Linked DNA regions of Homo sapiens: region 2 is linked to region 1. A link is a loop called in an ENCODE intact Hi-C map of the cell type or tissue named here. Cell type or tissue: gastrocnemius medialis. All regions are shown on one strand. Links, peaks and the distances in the headings refer to the core of each region. The heading gives the core; the rest is flanking DNA.

Evidence for each region. Hi-C counts contacts between places; a loop is a spot of excess contacts. Peaks named below come from ENCODE experiments on the same cell type or tissue, not always from the same donor. Only the 100,000 strongest peaks of a DNase experiment are listed, where the experiment ranks them.
Region 2: a loop joins it to region 1, with 5 times the contacts of the local background. A loop is called at or near these places in 1 of 110 quality-filtered maps.

What each region holds. Positions count from the first base shown.
Region 1 is chr4:23,288,878-23,293,282 of GRCh38, forward strand. The region is part of intron 13 of LOC105374524 (a long non-coding RNA gene); the gene reads left to right. Among named protein-coding and RNA genes, the nearest start is that of PPARGC1A-AS1, 480 kb to the right of the region's middle. In gastrocnemius medialis, for the core only: no CTCF peak of the experiment used is centred there; DNase peaks (open chromatin) are centred at 2,014 and 3,586; H3K4me3 peaks cover 1,532 bases; H3K27ac peaks cover 3,100 bases.
Region 2 is chr4:23,236,122-23,240,526 of GRCh38, forward strand. All of the region lies in intron 13 of LOC105374524 (a long non-coding RNA gene), which reads left to right. Among named protein-coding and RNA genes, the nearest start is that of PPARGC1A-AS1, 530 kb to the right of the region's middle. In gastrocnemius medialis, for the core only: no CTCF peak of the experiment used is centred there; a DNase peak (open chromatin) is centred at 1,850; H3K4me3 peaks cover 423 bases; H3K27ac peaks cover 2,548 bases.

The DNA.
Region 1 (4,405 bases), core at 137-4,136:
TACCTTTTCCCTAATCATATAGGCTTTTGACGGTCATGACATTATGCAGAAGTCACTATACCGTGTCCCACTTTGAGCAGGCTCAAGAATCTTTTATTATTTTTTTTTAACCTATGTGATAATTAAAGGTCAAAGCTCTAGATTACTATTCTTGCCTATTGCACCAAGATAGCTTTTAGCTTCTTTGCTCAATTACCGTTCTGGATTTGCTTCTGTTTGGGGTCTTAATTTCTGAAGGATTTCTCATATTTTCTTGTGACATCAATTCTATACTGAGAAGGAGCTTAAAAATGGCTTTTGAGGGCATCTCAAGGAATTCTGTAGCTGGACAATTTGAAAGCAATTAGAATTTCATATCGCTGATCAAGGAAACCAGCGCAATAGCTTCAATTCATTTTTTGCTGTGGAATTCTGGAAGAATATGTAAACAAATAGAACACATGAGTTAAAATTTATTCTGGTGGTTATGGGATTGGAGGGCTTCAGCCTCCACTTGCTCACCACATCATCCCATGTACCAATAGAGAAAGCTAACAGAGTTTGCCAAAGAAGAATGATAGACTCATGAGAAAATGTCCCAAGTTCCCAAAAGAAACTTTGCAAAGAAACTTTGAGAAAAAATTATATGGTTAAGTGTGAGACTACCCATCTTCACTTGCAAATATTGTGGATTTACTGTACTTGTAGACCATCTTATTATGGACCTGAATAGAGAAACAGTGGGTTCGAGTAAATCTTGTCTGCAAGTTTTAAGAAGGAAGCCAATTCCATTTTGGAGAGGCATACCTTACGGGATATCTGTACACTGAGAAAAAAAAAAAGTGCTGTGCAAGGGATTGGGGCACTTTTTCTTTTCCTAAAAGGCATATGGATACCTGATTCCTGCAGTGTCAATAGCTTTCCATCCCAATGAAAGAACAACATGGACATCAAGATTTATCTTCACTTCATACCCATCAAATCAATATAAAAATCTGCTGCTTCCATGGAATGAGAATGAACCAAGTTTTACAGTAATGCCAATAAGATGAGCAAAAGAGAAAATGCTGAGAGTTTTTATTTAGGAGCTCTATCTAAATGGGATGTGCATAAAATATCAAGCATTTAGATGTGCTGAAGTTATAAGGAGATCGTGTTGGTATGAGGAACAAAAAGGGTCTTTTACTCCCAAAGTGACTATTTCATGCATTCTGTATAGTCTAGAGTGAGTCCATCTGTTCAGCACACCATTGCCCATTTTAAATAGCAAAACCAAAGCCACTGAAACCTCTGGGCTCATTTTAAAAATGAGTTAATGAACATCAAAGTGTAAGAGATGGATGATGAAAATGTACAACACTGTAAAAATCCTCCTGGCAAAATGTCCAATAGAGTAAATATAGCTCCTATTGCCTTCCTTCTGTCGGAGCCCTCATCTTTGCTTATGTGGGTTCTTGGTCACTGACACTCGCTAATGTTGCTCCTTGGCTGCTAAAATGGATCCTGCGTCCCGGCATGTCCACCTTCCCACTCTCTCTTTTGTTTTTTCCCTTTAATATATGTTTGTCAATTTAAGCAATAGCTTGGGAGTTTGATTAAAGCAATAGCTAATTCAAAAAGCTTAGATTTAAATATATTTTCTCAAAGGAAATTAAATAATATGGGAAATCCGTCTAATTATAGGAATTTTAAAGATTATAGCAATTTTTTTCTGATAAGCCACATGAATAAGAAGAATGAGCAGATTATAGAACAATTAAATAGATATAATATTTATTTATTTTACTGATGGTATGTATAGTCACTGACTACACATGATTGAGCTAGGAGTGGCCTTAGCTGATAATCATGAGGTCTGTTTTTCTTCATCTTCTTCATTCCTGGAGTTCTAATCTAAAAGTTCTTTGTCATATTCAGCAACATTCTAGACACTACCTTTGTTTTAATCCTCAGGGTGTTATATATCCCTTGTGCTGAACCATTCTGACCATGCGTCTCATCCTAAGCAGCTTGAGTCATTTTCCGTATTCAATGCCTGTGAACACCTGTTTTGACTCCGTGAGGTCTCTCCTTGTTTCCTCTTTTCAGGACCTCTTTTCCCTTGAGGATGACTGGAGTTTTCCTGTCCTGTGTCAACTTAAAAGTAAGCCAGAAAAGCAAACAAATAAGTAAAGCACCCACTGAAAAACAGTTATTTACAGGGTATTATCAAATCCTATCAAAGTATTGTAGCTTCACACTGTCTCTCTCAGTGTTAATTTATTTGTGACATTTATCATTACCTGAACTTGCATATTCATTTGCTTTGTGTATGGTCAGTAAAATCCTGATCCTGATCCTGGTCAGTAAAATCCTGATGAAAACTCCATGCAAGCTGGGATTTTATCTGTTTTCTTCACTTTCAGGAATATCTATGCCCAAAACGGGTCCCATCACAGGGCATGTGATCAAAGATCTTTGTTGAATGAATGAATGGCTGGCAAAATATGGATGTGAGTCAGGAACTCACTTTAAATAATTCCATGAAATATAAGACAGTTGTCAGTGTTGCCGATGGAAGATCCCAAACACTATTCTGGGCAGTTAGAGCAATTTCATTTGGAAGTTAATGAATATACATTTTAAAAAGTGCTGATTTCTGTCACTTTTCTCCAAAAAGTATGCAAATAATTGGACAGAAAATCAAAGGTGACTGCATTTCCTTTAATGCTCCTAGGCTCTGTAGATGTGTTGTATGAAAATCATAAACATGATAAATAGAAAGATTTCTCACCTCTTTTAATTCAGGCTTGAGTAATTGACATTCACACTAAGTCTTTAAGTAGAGGGAGAGATACGTAGGAAAAGGACTGAAAAGTAAAAAAGCAAAAAGTGATTACACACACACAAAAATGACACCTTTTAATCTACACTTTTCACCTATTCTTGCCATGTGAAGGTTTGCAACTGTTTATGTCATGTTGTCTTAAATGTAATGATGATGATAAAGTTAATAATAATTATGGTAACATTTACCTATATGAATTATATTTCACATGTATAAACTTATGCTATGTACTGCATAGATTACAGGAGGTGTAGCACCAGCACACCCTGTAAACCCAATTGTTAGGGCCCTGTCATTTGCTTTCTATTTTAAAGCTTCCTAGTAGAAAAAAGACGTAGGATTCAAGGAACATTAGCGAATAAGATATTTGTAGGTCTTACAACTGTCTAAATTATTATTGATATATTGGCTGTTAATCTTAAAACAATTGTTAAAGAATGATTTGTAAAAATATGAAGACACAACACACAGTTATAATAAACTGAAAGTAAAAGTCTAGATGATTTCACCGAACGTGGGAGGGCATTGGACACAGGAGAGAAATAGAACAGGAAGGTAAGAATTTTGCCTTGGTTTGAGGGAGGTGTTAAATTCATTTTGAATGTGTGTATTAGTTTCCTAGGACAGCCATAATAAATTACCACAAACTGGGTGGTTTCAAACAACCAAAATTTATTCTTTCACAGGGCTAAAGGCCAGAAGTCCAAAATGAAGATGTCAGCACTGTTAGTTCCTTTTGAAGGTTCTGAAGGAGAAACCCATTGCATGCCTCGCTGTTAGTGTTTGTGGCAGCTGTGCAACAGTTTCCTGGTGTTCCTCGTGCTGTAGCTGCATCACTTCAGTCTCTGCCTCTATCTTCATAAGGCCTTCCCCTCTTGGGTGTCTATCTCTACCTATTTTTTTTTTTTTTTTTGAGACGGAGTCTTGCTCTGTTGCCCAGGCTGGAGTGCAGTGGCGCAATCTTGGCTCACTGCAAACCCCACCTCCTGGGTTCAGGCCATTCTCCTGCCTCAGCCTCCCGAGTAGCTGGGACTACAGGCACCTGCTACCACGCCTGGCTAATTTTTTGTATTTTTAGTAGAGACAGGGTTTCACCGTGTTAGCCAGGATGGTCTTGATCTCCTGACCTCGTGATCCTCCCGCCTTGGCCTCCCAAAGTGCTGGGATTACAGGTGTGAGCCACCACGCCCGGCCTCTCTACCTCTTAGAAAGACACCTGTCGTTGGATTTAGAACCCACCCTAATTCAAACTAGTGTCCTCTTGAAATCCTTATGTAAATTATATCTAAAAATACCCTTTTTCCAAATAAGGTCATATTCACAGGTTCTGGGAAGGAGTATGTTTTTGGGTGGTCCCAATTCTACTACTCCAATGTAGTAAACTCTTATAACATTTACAATATGTCAAGCACTAGGTGCTTTATATGTAGGAACTGATGTAATCTTCCCCTATGAACTATGTACTATTTTCCCATTTTACTGATAAGAAAAATTGCCCCAGATAACACACAGGAGGAGTAAGTGGTAGAGTAAGGGTTAGAATCTACAAGTCTAATTCTAAAATTTATGTCTCTAACCGATTTGTTAAGTTTAAGTGCT
Region 2 (4,405 bases), core at 270-4,269, 53 kb before region 1:
GGAGCAGAAGCTGATAAGATAGCTTCAGGGGAACGAAAGGACGGTCTTACTCCAGTAGCTCTGTCTTCAGAAAGCATGAGAGGAGTGCTGAGTCTGGGTCTGTTTCCGTCCCATGCTGGCACACAGATAGCTACAGCGTACTGACTTCCTTTCCACTGCACTCTCCTTGGAGGGACAGAGCCAAGGAGCATGTTTCTTCTGGAGTTCCCCAATTTATTATTAAAAATATAGTAATAAAAAGGAAACTCTTTGTCAGAGGGAAAGAGAAAGACATAGGACACTGAATTGACATTTAGACTATGACTCTAATCTCAAGTTCTAACAATGCTTGCTGGGAAAATTATTTACTCTGTCTGGAGCAGCTTTTATTTTTTTTTCCTTGTCCATAATGTTCTGCACTCTTAGAAGCGATATTTTCTATAGCTCTAATATGAAGTATATTCAAAGAATATTCCAATATATTTGTTTCAAAGTCCTAAAAAAACAGTTTTGGCATTGGACCTAGTAATTTAATTTGGGGGCATTTATATACAAATAATGAGACATTTGCAGAAGTGTTTTTCTATTAGGATCTTTATTTCACATTTGTAGTGGTAAAATTTGGGAGCAAACTAACTTCACAAAAAGGAGATTGAATACATAAATTATAGTTTGTCCATATGAAAGCACAAGCTATGCTGATTTGAATTCATATTGCTGAAAAATATTTAATGGAATAGAAAATATTCAAGGTGAATTCCAAATGATAAAATCAGATTGAAAACACTAAGGAGATATCTCAGTTTTGTTAACGATAAAAATGAGTATGTGTATATGTGTGTGTGTTGGAAGAGAAGAAAGACTAGAGGCTTCCGTTTTAAAATTTCAAATGTTTATATTGGTTTTGGTAGTTATTGGTAATTTTTACTTATTATAATATTCTATAATTTTCAATACTTTTAAAATGAAAATCGCATTTGTAGTGAGAAATATGATTAATCTTATTTAAATGCTACATGAATAAAAAACAATAGATGTACACATCCTCACCTTCTTTCACTCTCCTACCTTCAATAGCTCAGAATCTTCAAGAACCTTCAAGTCTTGTGACAAATGATATGCCATCTCAAGAAGTTTACAAAGTTGAAATTTCTTCTATTTATTTTTTGCATTAATCATAGATGTCAGGGCTACTGGAGACTCATTCTGGTTTCTCAACTCATGTTACAGAGGCTCAGGAAAGCCATTTCAACTGTCATATATCAGTAGTAGAAAAGTAATATGATAAGCTGCCCTTACTCTTATAGTATTCACCATTGTGCCTCAGAGAACGGAAAAAGTTTCAGAAATTATTTCATTAACACTTTTCACTTAAGCTACAAAATTTGGAATCAAAATTCACCATGTCTGATTCACAGTGAGGCATATAGCACAAAGTCATCTTGAAAGGACTCTAGCAAAGGAACAAAAGTATTAAATGATCTAAGACACTAAGATTCTTAAAAGCCTGATAATATGCCCACAAAAGTCAGGTAAGAAGGTTCAAATACCTTTCCAAATACAAATAGGACAAATAGAATAATTTGGTTTCATAAACCTGGGTGAATACAAAGTTGCCCATTCCTCTAGATTTCTGCCAAAGTGTAACTAGACATTATGGTATCTGAAAGGCATTTTATTAAATCTAAATAAATAGGTAGATTGTTATTATGGAATATGGACAATTATATGCATTTACCACCATCCCTCATCTCAAAGAGCAATTTCTGGTCATGTGGTATTGCAGCCTAATGACTGTGCTTTGACCATTTGCAGCTGGTGTTTGTCCCTGGGACATAAGTCACACAGGGCAAAACACGGCTGATATCCAGAAAGATCACGAGAACCACACCACTGCTTTGGCACCCTTTCAAGAGCTGCTCAGCAAGGAGCTCGTGACTGCTGACCATCTGGTTGGAAATCCTGGCAATGATTTAATATTAGTGTTAATATGAAGTCTGTCAGTAGAAAGCACTTTGTGGGATTGTAACCACCATGGTAGTCTATGTTAGGTAGACTCTTAGTGTTATCTTTCTTTTCACCCTCTCATTAGTTTCTGGAAAGATAATTCTGGACTATCATCTTTTATAGTCACATGCTTGCTTATTAGAAATTCAAACATAATATACTCAGTTTTTAATTATCTTAAATGCTGTGGTAATGGTTAAGTTGATTTCATAGAATTAACAAATTTTAATGCTTGTAAGGACTTTAGAACAATAGGAACTGTTAGTCTTGGTGCTGTCAGCATAGTTATAAATGTGAAAAGTTCTGTCCAAGGACATGAATACTTCAGAATACATTTATTGATTTTAGTTTGTAGAAATATATGCACCTTAATTAAATATTATCTAAACTAGCATATTACAACATAGATGAAAAAACTGAAGCTTAGGGAGATAAATATTCCTAAGGCCATAGCAGCAGAATGAGGCCCAGCACCTCAGTTTTTAACCCAATTCCATGTGTTTTCTTATAGGCTGACCACACCAGCTCACACTTGTTTAAAGTTTTTAATATGGCTCTTGGGGATTTGAAGAAAAAGAAAAAAAATAAAATATCAATTGTAAAATATTAAAGTTACAAGTAATTCCAAGTTGAGCTTATTATATTGTTGAGTTTTATAGGCTTATACTCTTGTTAACTTTCAGTTGTTGTCATAGAAGCCCTATAGTCATATTCATTATATCTGCCACAGGTCTAAGAACCTCTCTCTTCCAAAATTCCTGACCTGAGTTTGTCTTTTTCTCATCTCAATACCAGGATAGAGGTGGTGGTGCTGGAAACAGTGTATATATTCTTTTTTATTCTGATAGATTCTTTCACTACGGGTAGAGGTAGCCTGGTTAGGTTCTGACTAAGATACAGTGTAAAGAAAATGTCTTTGGATGTGGAGAATAAATATATCCTGCTGTCCATAGTTCTGAAATGTCGTTTTAAATTAACTTGGAAACAATGGGTGACTTTGCTCCAACTTCTCTCAAGAAATCTGTACAAGGTGAGGAAAAAATTTCATGTGCAAAAGGATAGAGGAAGCACAAAATGAGAGAAATGGAGAGAGGATGCCAAATAAGAATGGTCTGTCATTGATTAGGGAGAAAAAAAATCAAGAGACTATTCTTTTGGTGTAGTAGTCAAATTTTTGCAGTTTTAAGAAAAGATTGTTTGTCTGCCAGTAAATTGGTTGGCATGTGACTCTCCCATCTCCACCAACTCCATCTCCACCAATCTGTGCTTATCAATCTCCTTGATGATAGGCTTAGGTCTTAAACAGCCGGGCATATATCATCTCCAGAGAAAATCATAGAGAAAACATACATGCTTCTTTGGATGTTAAATTTAAATTAATCACCCATTTTTGGATTAGCTTTTCTAGATTTGAGATATGAAGCAGAAGAAGGCTATGACATGGGTCATTAAAATGCTTCATACTTGAGACGGTCACCATGAAAAGATGCTAGAGACACCAAACAGAATAATAAAAATTCTTATTGCACATTAGCAAGAAAATTATCCATGCAGCTAGTTTTCATTAATTTCTAGGCATTGAGGTGAACAATTCCTATGCATTATTTCACTTGATTCTCAGAACAACCTTATGAGATTGACATTATTTTTACTTAAAAAAATTAGGTGAGAAAACTAAGAATAATGGATACTGTTTGGCTGTGTCCCCACCCAAATCTCATCTTGATTTGTAGCTCCCATAATCCCCATATGTCATGGAAGGGACCAAGTGGGAGGTAATTGAACCATAGGGGTAGGTTTTTCTCATGCTGTTCTCATGATAGTGAATAAGTCTCACGAGATCTGATGGTTTTATAAATGGGAGTTCCCCCGCACAAGCTCCCTTGCCTGCTGCCATGTAAGACGTGACTTTGTTCCTCATTTGCCTTCCACCATGATTGTTAGGCCTCCCCAGCCATGTGGAACTATGAGTCAATTAAACCTCTTTTCTTGATAAATTACCCAGTCTTGGCTATGTCTTTATTAGCAGCATGAGAACAGACTAATACACTAACATATTTTTTAGAATGTTCAGAGATACGTGGCAGTGCTCAAATTAAAACTGTCCTGATTTCACAATTTACGTTTTTAACAATTTAGCAATATTGAGTAATATGTGTGTCAATGGGAATATTGTAGTAAGTCCTGGCTGGATTTTAGGAAGTAGCAAAACTGTCCAACCTCTCTAAGTCTGAGCAAGGTGATATGTGGAGATAAATTGAAGTGGAAAATAAAGAAGGGACAGACACTAATATCAAAATTGAGTTTTGAAGAATGAGAAGAAAGTCACCAAGCACTGCAAATAGGGTCAAGGGCATGCACAAAGTTCTCAAATGTCATAGTGTACTTGGGGTGTGATCACTTGTCAAAATGGCTTTAT